2 separate regions of the Homo sapiens genome follow, and region 2 is linked to region 1. A link is a contact called in ENCODE Hi-C or POLR2A ChIA-PET data. All regions are on one chromosome and are shown on one strand. Each heading gives the region's core, a stretch centred on a gene start or an enhancer-like site at or near the end of the contact. The rest is flanking DNA. Distances are from core to core; before and after follow the strand shown.

Region 1 (5,102 bases), core at 2,015-4,514:
GTTCCAGAGTAGCCTGGGCAACAAAGGAAGACCCGTCTCTACAGAAAATAAAATAATCAGCTGGGCATGAGGTGTGATTGCGCAACTGTACTCTAGCCTGGGGAACAGAGTGAGACCCGGTCTCAAAAAATAGAAAAGAAAGCCTCAAAAGGTACATCTCATGCCCCCTTCTTCAGGAAGCTGGCAGAGTCTGTGTGCCATAATATAAGGTAGTAAGCCTGGGCAACACAGTGAAACCCCGTCTCTACAAACAATACAAAAACTAGCTGGGCATGGTGGTGCACACCTGTGGTACCAGTTACTCAGGAGGCTGAGACAAGAGGATCTCTTGAGCCTGGGAGGTTGAGGGAGCAGTGACCTATGATTGTGCCACTGCACTCCAGCCTGGGTGACAGAGCAAGACCTTGTCTCGAAAAAAAAAAAAAAAATTTTACATGGGCCGGGTGCGGTGGCTCATGCCTGTAATCCTGGCACTTTGGGAAGCCAAGGCAGGTGGACCTCTTGAGCTCCAGACTTCGAGTCCAGCCTAGGCAACATAGTGAGACCTTGTCTCTACAAAAAATACAAAAAACTAGCCAGCTGTGGTATTGTGTGCCTGCAGTCCCAGATACTCACTTGGGAGGCTGAGGTGGGAGGATCATCTGAGCCTAGGAGGTCAAAGCTACAGTGAGCTTTGATCATGCTATTGCACATCAGCCTGGGTGACAGACTGTCTCAAAAAAAAAAAAAAGAGGTAGTAAACTGAGAAAAAGAAAACTGTAGGATATACTAAACATAGGACCCAACAAAGATACAGAGAATTCCCAGATAATAATGGTTAAGAGAGATCTCAGCAAACAGCCGAGAGATCAGCCAGTCCATATTAAGCAAGTCCGAAGGCTCTAGAGATGTCTTCAGGAAGGTGAAACTGATAACATACTTCGTTCATCTGAACATCTTGAGGGGAGATTGAGAACACTAGTAAAGGATGTGAGGTTAAAGTAGGAATAAATATGTAAAAAACTAAATAAGCACATAAACAAAACCAAGATAGTTGTAACTCCAGGGAAATCCAAAAGTTACAAAGAAAACAAAAAGTAATCATAGCTTCCTACATGGTTCCACTGTGACTAGTTTATATATCATCATACAAATAAAACTTGGAATCTTGATCTAAAAAAATTACCACTGAAGAATGGGGGTTAGGAAGGGTGCATAACTATATATTAATAGAAAAAAGATTTTGAAAAAGACAGAAAACAGGGCTTCTGAAAATAAACATGAATCAACAGCATTGGTTCCTGTGTCTGAACCATGGGTGTCAGGGGCAATGATTATGCCCCCTTCAGGACTGTCAATGTGTCTTGTGAACCTTCTTGTTGGAGGGAAAAAACCCAAAACTGGCTGGGCACGGTGGCTCACGCCTGTAATCCCAGCATTTTGGGAGGCTGAGGTGTCCGTATCACAAGGTCAGGAGTTTGAGACCAGCCTGGCCAATATGGTGAAACCCCGTCTCTTCTAAAAATACACAAATTAGCCGGGTGTGGTGGCATGCGCCTGTAGTCACAGCTACTTGGGAGGCTGAGGCAGGAGAATCACTTGAACTTGGGAAGCGGAGGTTGCACTGAGCTGAGATCGCCCATTGCACTCCAGCCTGGGAGACAGAGCAAGACTCTGTCTAAAAAAAAAAAACAAACCAACCCAAACTACTGTCAGTGTATGGATTAACCTATTCAGACACAGAACAGTTCTGGCGATTATTGTTTAAAGTGACAGCATTCCAAACCCTCAGGCCATCAAATCTGAGAGCCCAGAACAATTGTATAAGCTAACATCAGTTGGCTTTTTTCCCATCCTTTTTGGAAACAAGTATGTTTGAATACTTGGCTGCACTAATCTTTCAAGCACATATACTTAAGTCTCCTTAATTTTGACTGAGATGAGGAAACAAAGTTGGCTTATTTTTCTCAGTTCCTTAAAAACAGTAACTCAAGATAAACCCTTTCAAAATGCAGTACAGTACTTTTAAAACAAAAGCCATCCAAGTTGAATAAGCGATGGCAGTTTGGGGGCCTGATATGGCTGTTATTTATAAGGTGGCCATTTTTACATCCTAAGAGTAGTTCATTAGTCAATGCATTTTGAGTATATCAAATTTGATTTGATCTTATCCTAGCATACTCTGAACACATCTTGAGATCAACCCTTCTCAAGTGATTTTGGTGAGCATAGCCAAAGAGTACCCTCTGCTGGTCAGAAAAAAAATGGTGCTTTCACAATACCCAGATTTACTCCAACGATTGCATATGCATTTAGGTTTTGTGGCTCTTAAAATGCTTTTTTTTTTTTTTTTGAGATGGAATTTCGCTCTTGTTGCCCAGGCTGGAGTGCAATGGCGCGATCTCGGCTCACGGCAACCTCCGCCTCCCGGGTTCAAGCGATTCTCCTGCCTCAGCCTCCTGAGTAGCTGGAATTACAGGCGCCCGCCACCACGCCCAGCTAATTTTTTGTATTTTTAGTAGAGACGAAGTTTCACCATGTTGGCCAGGCTGGTCTCGAACTCCTGACCTTAGGTAATCCAACTGCCTCGGCCTCCCAAAGTGCTGGGATTACGGGAGTGAGCCACTGCGCTGGGCCTACTTTTTAAAGTGTATGGAAGCATTAACTTTAATGTTAACATCAGAATTTGAGAAAAAGAAGTTTAATAATTCAAAATTTCGTGTAAAATAATCAAGAACTCCACGTTTCTATCACTCACTGTAGGCTCCCGTCCCTTCCACCCCCGGGCGGGGACCCCTCCCAGCGACCCGGCCAGCTCTCAGCACTTCGGTCCCCACTGGCCTACTCGCTCCGACGGAGGGGCTCCTGCAACTGCGCTGTACCGTAAATATTTGCTGAATCGATTTGACTTTTACTTGTTCCAATTTCGCTTTTTTGTTGTTTTGTTTTTTTGTCTTTTTACGAACAAGAGGTTTAGAGAACCACATGGAAAAAAGGCAGGGCCAGGCCCGGACACCCCGCCTCCTGCCTCCCGGCCCGGCGGTGCCCGGATGCCCCGCCCGCGCCCATGGCGCAGCCACACACGACCTCGGTCCCGTACTTCGCGCGCTCTCCTGCACCGCCGCCGCCATCTCGCTCAGGAGCTCCTCCACAACCGCCGGCAACACTACGGCCATCGCGCCGCAGGACACGCCCTCCACGACCGGCGGACCGCCGCGACGCTCCAGCTGACTGCGCCTACCTGTGGAGGATCCTGACCCCCCGCCGGGGCAGGGCGAGACGGAGTGACGTCGGGGCGCGTCATCGCGCGTGCGGACGCAGGGATGTCCTGCTCAGTCGTCAGGGCCCGGCCAATCCGGAGGGCGCTCGGCGCGTGGTCGGGGGCCAGGAGCGCGTCTGGCCTGCAGTGCGCAGAGGACGCGGCGGGAGCATGTTCCGGCTCCTGAGCTGGAGCCTGGGCCGAGGCTTCCTGCGGGCCGCGGGGCGGCGGTGCCGGGGCTGCTCCGCGCGCCTGCTCCCGGGGCTGGCAGGAGGTCCGGGGCCCGAGGTGCAGGTGCCGCCATCCCGAGTCGCGCCGCACGGCCGGGGCCCAGGCCTGCTGCCGCTGCTGGCAGGTGAGGGGCGCGGGCCGGGCGGGGCCGGCCGGGCGGGGACAGGGGCGCGGGCCGGGCCCGATGACCTCAGAGCCCCTTCCCGCAGCGCTCGCCTGGTTCTCGAGGCCCGCTGCGGCAGAGGAGGAGGAGCAGCAGGGAGCCGACGGGGCCGCTGCCGAGGACGGGGCGGACGAGGCCGAGGCAGAGATCATCCAGCTGCTGAAGCGAGCCAAGGTGAGGCGGCTCCGGGCCCTGCGCCCGGCCGAGCGCGGTAGCCTTTGTGAGCGGGGTCTTGGCGTTGCTGCGCATTACTCTCTCCGCCTCGCCGAAGAGTGGATGGAGGCTCCGCGGGTAAAATTGCCGAGAATGAGGTGGGTCATCCGAGAGGGGATTGGAATCCATCCAGGCTTTTCCGACTCTAAGGCCTGCAGTAAAACCTCTGCAGTGTCAAGTGCAAATGGAGATGGCGCCCTAGGCATCACGCTTTATGCAAACGAAATATCGGGAACGTTTTGTAGTGGTTTTATCAATTAACCAGCCTATCTGAAATGACATAATTTCGCACGTATATAGCGGCCTGAAAATGGCAACTTAGTGTTGGTTATGCGGTTCGGTTCTCCTCCTGAATTCTTCCTTTTCTCCACATCCTTTTCTATTTTTTTTTCCTCCTCTTTTCCCAAGTTATCTCATCTCTTCCATTGAGCTAAATACCTACTCGATGCCAACAACGTCCAAATTTGTATTTCCATTCTGTAGTGTGCTACTGACATGCCATTTGCACTTTAGGACCATACCTACCTCTCAGATTTAACATGCCCAAAACTAAACGATCTTTAATGCCTCCTCAACATACGCTTTCGCCATCTCTTTACTACCATCAGTTTTTCAGCCTAAAAACCTCATAGTCATTCTTAAAACTTGTGGTACCTTACCATTGCCTTCCAATACACTTACAGTCCAGCAACAAGTCCTGTTGCCAACAAATGCAAAATATTTCTCAAATCTTTCCCCTTTTGTCTATCTCCCTTGCTGTCACCCTAGTGCAAACCATCATTGCCACCAACTATGCTCCAGTAGTCTTTCCTGGCCTCCTGGCCTCTTGCAATCTATTCTCCATGCAGAAACCAAAGCGACCAAAAAAAAAAAGAGTAAATTGGATTATGTCATCTCCTTGTCAGAAAGCTCTGAATGGCTACCCACTGCATTTATGATAAAATACAAACTCCTTGCCTTGGCTTGCAACACCCCACATGATCTAAACCAGCATATACCTTGCCCACCCATTTGGCAGTAATCCTCTGGCTCACCATCCTCCCTTCACATCTATTTCTTTGCATTTCTTCCTCAAAACCATTCTCTTCAGCTTGTAGGGACTTCACTCATTCTCTACCCTCTGTTTGAGTCATTGTTCTCCCCAGGTCCTTATTTGGTTGACTCATTCTCATCCTTACTACCTCAGTTTAGCTGTCACTTCCTTGGAAGGCTTCCCTAAGTCCTATTTAGAGGAGACCCCTTATCATTCCTTTCTGT
Region 2 (5,102 bases), core at 901-3,400, 520 kb after region 1:
CTTTTGTCTACTGTGAATGATCTTATTATGAATGTGGATATACAAATGTTTCATTGAGACTTTGCTTTCTATTCTTTTGGGTATATACTCAGAAGTGGGAATGCTAGATCATTTGATAATTCTATTTTTAATTTTTTGAAGAGTCTCTGTTTATCTATTTATGAGACAAGATCTTGCTCTGTTGCCCAATGGCTTGATCATAGCTCAATGTAGCCTTAAATTCCCAGGCTCAAGCCTCCTCCTACCTCAGATCCCCAGGTAGCTGGGACTACAGGTGTGTGCCATCACGTCTGACTAATTTTTTATTTTTTGTAAAGATAGGGTCTCACTGTGTTGTCCAAGCTGGTCCTGAACTTCTGGGCTCAAGCAATCCTCCCGCCTTAGCCTCCCAAAGTGCTGGGATTATTGGCTGAGCCACTGTGCCCAGCCCATACTGTTTTTATAGTGGCTGGGCCATATCGCAGTCTTACCAATGGTGCACAAGGGCTTCGATTTCTCCACATCCTCATCAACCCTCGTTTTATGATTTTTGTTTTGTTTTTCAATAATGGCTATCCTAACAGGTATGAGGTGATTTCTCATTGTGGTCTTGATTTGCATTTCCCTGGTGATTAGTGATGTTGAGTACATTTTCATGTGCTTGTTGGCCACTTGTATATCTTCTTCGGAGAAATGTCTGTTAAAGGTCTTTCCTCATTTTTTTTTTTTTTTTTTTTTTTTTGAGAGGAAGTTTGACTCTTGTTGCCCAGGCTGGAGTGCAGTGGCGCGATCTCGGCTCACTGCAAGCTCCGCCTCCCGGGTTCAAGCTATTCCTCTGCCTCAGTCTCCTGAGTACCTGGGACTATAGGCACACACCACCACACTGGGCTTATTTTTTTTGTATTTCAGAGGAGACTGTGTTTCACCCTGCTGGCCAGGATGGTCTTGATCGCCTGACTTCGTGATCTGCCCGCCTCAGCCTCCCAAAGTGCTGGGATTACAGGCGTGAGCCACTGCGCCCGGCCAGGTCTTTCCTCATTTTTAGGTTGGGTTGTTTGTTTTTGTGGCTATCTATTAAATTTTCGATCCAACTTTTGATTCTGCCATTTACAGAGCACTGTATGTCAGGTATTGTGGGAAGCCCTTAACACACACAATCTCATTTTATCCTTACAACAGCCTTGAAACATAGATACAATAAGAATTCACATGTTACAGATGAGGCATCAAAGCACAGACAGGTTAAACTACATGCCCAAGGTCACATAGCTAGTAAGTGTCCGAGAGGGTCATCAGACCAGACCAATCTGATCCTAGTCCGGATCATAATCTAGAAGCCCTCACTGCATCTCACCACTGTGCAGGTTGATAGGGAGGCTGGGGCAGGGTCCTGTAGCAAATCACAAGGGTGTCTTCTCTATAGTCCAGTGTGCTGGGAAGACAACAGGTTGGGAGGTAGGATCCTGGGATCTGCTGATCTCAGTGCTGCTCCGACTGGCTGGGGAGCTTCTGGCACAGTCACCTCGTGGCGCTTGGCCTTAGTGAGAGCATTGAGTCAAGGGATGGGATGATGTTTTGAAAAAATAGTGTGTCAGAAAGGAAGTACTGCTAGGAGTCCCAAGGCTGGTGCATACATCATGCCGGCGTCTTCCCTCATCTCAGAACCCAGAGCCTGTCTCCTGGCTGGGGGCTCACAGAGGGTCCTGGCTGGTAGAAGTCTTGCTTTTGGTGTGTTAAACACCCACAGAGTTGGAGCAGAGAGGATGGGGAGCCTGGTGCTGGCCTCCTTGTTGGGACTGGCCTCTGCTGTACAGGGGTCTTCAGGAGGCAGAGGGATGGGGTGGAGGGGTTATATGGGTATAGAGAGTTGAGGCTTCCAGGCCCCACTTTGCCATACTAACCCATCAGACTGCAGGCAAGTTAAGCTCCAGGACATCTGATCAGCACCAATTCTTTCCCTTCCCTGGTTCCCTCTCCGCTTTGCCCCGTCTCACTCCACATGAGTACAACCCTAATGGCACCTCAGGAGAACACCTGTCTGCCTTGGAGGAGGCTCAGCCTGAATCTGAGCCTGTCTGCTCTCTGAGTCCAAACTAATGTTTAACCAGGAAGTACATTTCTGTTAGGAAGACTCTTCACTAAAGATGTGGACATCGAAGTTCAGGCAGGGCAGAGAGATTTGCCAGACTGGACTGTCCTGCCATCTAGTGGTGGGATAAGAGGATTAGCTAGCGTCCCCTCCAGCTGTGGCTGCCCTGGAGAGAACAGCAATTTTTTTGGAGGGTAAGAGAGGGAAGAGTGGTTTGGTAAATGCACCGTCATTACTTTAAGGCATAATCCATGGCAGTACGCTCTTAGTTGCTTGAGATATCTAACCAACTGTTGGGCAAAAAGCAGCATAAATTTTGGCACCTGCGAGAACACTGTAAGTTTTCTCTAAGGGGTCACCTACAAATGCCATCAGAGGTGGGACTTTGGAAATGTCGAAGTTTGGAACTCATATACTCAGAAGTCACTGGTTCTTGCTAACTTATATTGACACATCACAGTAGAGGTGGATTCTAAAGATTCACTCTAGGCCAGGCACAGTAGTTCACACCTGTAATCCTAGCAGTCTGGGAGGCCAAAGTGGGAGGATAACGTGAGTCCAGGAGTTTGAGACCAGCCTGAGCAACATAGTGACACCTCCTCTGTACTATTAAATAAAATTAGCTTGATGTGGTGGCATGCACCTGTAGTCCCAGCTACTTAGAAGCCTGGGTGCTTGAGCCCAGGAGTTCAAGATTTCAGTGAGCAGTGATTGTGCCACTGCACTCCAGCTGGGGTAACAGTGAGAGACCCTGTCTTAAAAAAAAAAATTAATTCTAGAGATGTGTTTTCTCTGATTTGATTTATTTTGGGAAACAAGTAGCTCTGAAACTAAAAAATAGTTACAGTGAAGACTCTAGAAATTCTGAAAATGATTACTGAAATTGTCCTACTGTTTCCATTTATTGGGAGCTGTATTCCTGAAATTGATGCAATAACGGAGATGTAGTGGAGAAGGGAAGCTGGGAGAAGGGGAAAGAGAAAGAGCTCAGGCTCCTCCAGAAATCATCACCTTCGGCAATAATAATAAAAAGAGTAAGAATGACAACTAACTATCAGTCAGGAGAGGTTAGGTTTTGTTATGACACTATCCCAGATAAACGATGCCGACCGACACTGGTCAAGATGGTGAACACAGGTTTTATTCAGCAATACTATGGCAGCAAGGAAGAGAGACCAGTGTGGATTGAACTCAACTTCTCCAAAACAAAAGGCTGGAGACTTTTAAAGGTGGGGTGTGCTCAGGGAAAGGCACTAAAGGTGTGAATAGGGTTAGGCCATGTCAGGCCACCTGGGTTTGTTGACTGCTGTCTATCTGAAGGACACACACACTTCTCATGTCTTTGTGACGGGGCAGTGGTGCAGGTTGGAGCAAGGTGCCCACAGTTAGGCCCTCAGCCTCCCCTACAGACTAGGAGAGACAGAATTATCTCCCTGAAGCCTTGCATTTTAAAGAGAAGACTCTCAGGTCCTGGAGGAAACAGTTTTGGGTGGTAGTTTTATATCCCAAAGAGCAAAGAAAGGCTTTATAATTGCAAGCTTTCTAAAGTGATGGCTCTACAGGGAGTTGAGGGGTGGTGGTGCAGAGCTCTATCTGCCTATCTCTTGGTATTGGCTGGAACAAACAGTCAATTCTCCTGGCAGCCTTGAGCTTTCTCGGGAAGGCCTTTATTTTAATTTTCAAAAATTTTTTTGAGACAAGGTCTCACTCTGTTACCCAGCCTGAAGTGCAGTGGCATGATCATAGCTCACTGAAGCCTCGACCTCCCGGATTCAAGTGATCCTCCCACCTCAGTCTCCCAAGCAGCTGAGACTAAAGTTGTGCTGTGCATCACCACAGCCATCTGATTAATTAATTTTTTTTTTTTTTTGTAGAGATAGGCTCTCCCTATGTTGCCCAGGCTGGTCTTGAACTCCCGGTCTCAATGGCTCCTCCCACCTCAGCCTCACAAAGTGTTCAGATTAGAGGTGTGAGCCACCATGCCCGGCCATATGCAGGCCTTTAGCTGGGATTAGGGTCATCCTAGAGACAGGGCCTTATGCTTCTAGAAGCCATGCTAGAGTTCAGTTGTCTATTAGTGCAGAAATTAGGATGGAGCCATTATATGCTGGGAGTTCTGCAGTTTTTATTTGTTTCTGGGAAAACTTTAAAAAATTGTTGAAAACATACATATCATAAAATTTATCATTTTAACAATTTTTAAATATACAGTTCAGTGGCATTAAGTGCATTCACATTGTTGGGCAACCAACACCACCCTCCACCTTCAGAATATTTTCATCTTCTCCAGCTGAAACTCTACCCCTCAAATAATAACTCCCCATTCCTCTCTCCTGCCAGCCCCTGGTAAATAACATTTTACTTTCTGTTTTTATAAATTTGATTCCTCTATCTACCTTGTGTAAGTGGAATTATACAATATTTGTCCTTTTGCAACTGGTTTATTGAACTCAGCATTACGTCCTCAAGTTTCATTCTTGTAGCACTTTCTTCAGTAGGCTAAGATTCCACTATATGGGCTGGGCTCACGCCTGTAATCCCAGAACCTTGGGAGGCTGAGGTGGGCGAATTGCCTGTGGTCAGGAGTTTGAGACCAGCCTGGCCAACATGGTGAAACCCCAACTCTATTAAAAATACAAAAATTAGCCAGGTGTGGCGGTGGGCGCCTGTAGCCCCAGCTACTTGGGAGACTGAGGCAGAAGAATTGCTTGAACCCGGGAGGCGGAGGTTGTGATGAGCCGAGATTGTGCCACTGCAAGGAGATATGACAGTTTCAGATTTGACCATGTTGGGATGATTGGGCACCCAAGTGGCTGGTTGTAGAGAACCGATCTCAAGAATGCAGGGAACCCACACAGGAAGATTAGATGATAAAAATGACCAACAAGGTAATCATCAGAGGGACAGTGTTATAAGGAAATACAGACTAGGTAGAATAACAGAGAAGGAAAAGGTAAGGAATTAGGCCAGAAAACAAGCTCTCATCACTCTAAGCTTTGATTAATGGGTCAAAACCCTAATGAGCATCTTGCCT

Evidence for each region. A loop is a pair of places that touch in the nucleus more often than their neighbours do. ChIA-PET counts read pairs that join two places held with the same protein, here RNA polymerase II (POLR2A). Pooled maps may share reads with other maps.
Region 2: a loop to region 1 is called in a pooled map, with 15 times the contacts of the local background. The contact joins the enhancer-like site here to the promoter of ZSWIM7 in region 1. A Hi-C loop is called at or near these places in 2 of 168 maps with a recorded cell type or tissue (OCI-LY7 and naive thymus-derived CD4-positive, alpha-beta T cell), 9 of 37 single-sample maps with no recorded cell type and 12 of 50 pooled maps. POLR2A ChIA-PET finds 5 or more read pairs at or near these places in 4 of 52 experiments (A673, CD4-positive, alpha-beta T cell, PC-9 and 1 more).

What each region holds. Positions count from the first base shown.
Region 1 is chr17:15,996,440-16,001,541 of GRCh38, forward strand. ZSWIM7 (zinc finger SWIM-type containing 7) reads right to left here and starts at 3,265. Exons shown (of 5, transcript NM_001042697.2): 1 at 3,080-3,265. The coding sequence starts at 3,155. It overlaps TTC19 (tetratricopeptide repeat domain 19), which reads left to right and starts at 3,385. Exons shown (of 10, transcript NM_017775.4): 1 at 3,385-3,593; 2 at 3,679-3,806. The coding sequence starts at 3,410. RefSeq lists silencers at 2,839-2,998, 3,349-3,738 and an enhancer at 3,139-3,228.
Region 2 is chr17:16,519,266-16,524,367 of GRCh38, forward strand. No RefSeq gene overlaps it. Among named protein-coding and RNA genes, the nearest start is that of LRRC75A, 30 kb to the left of the region's middle. RefSeq lists an enhancer at 2,027-2,076. Within about 2 kb of position 2,151, at least 3 of the 41 ENCODE cell types and tissues checked have a DNase peak (open chromatin) inside an H3K27ac peak, as active enhancers do.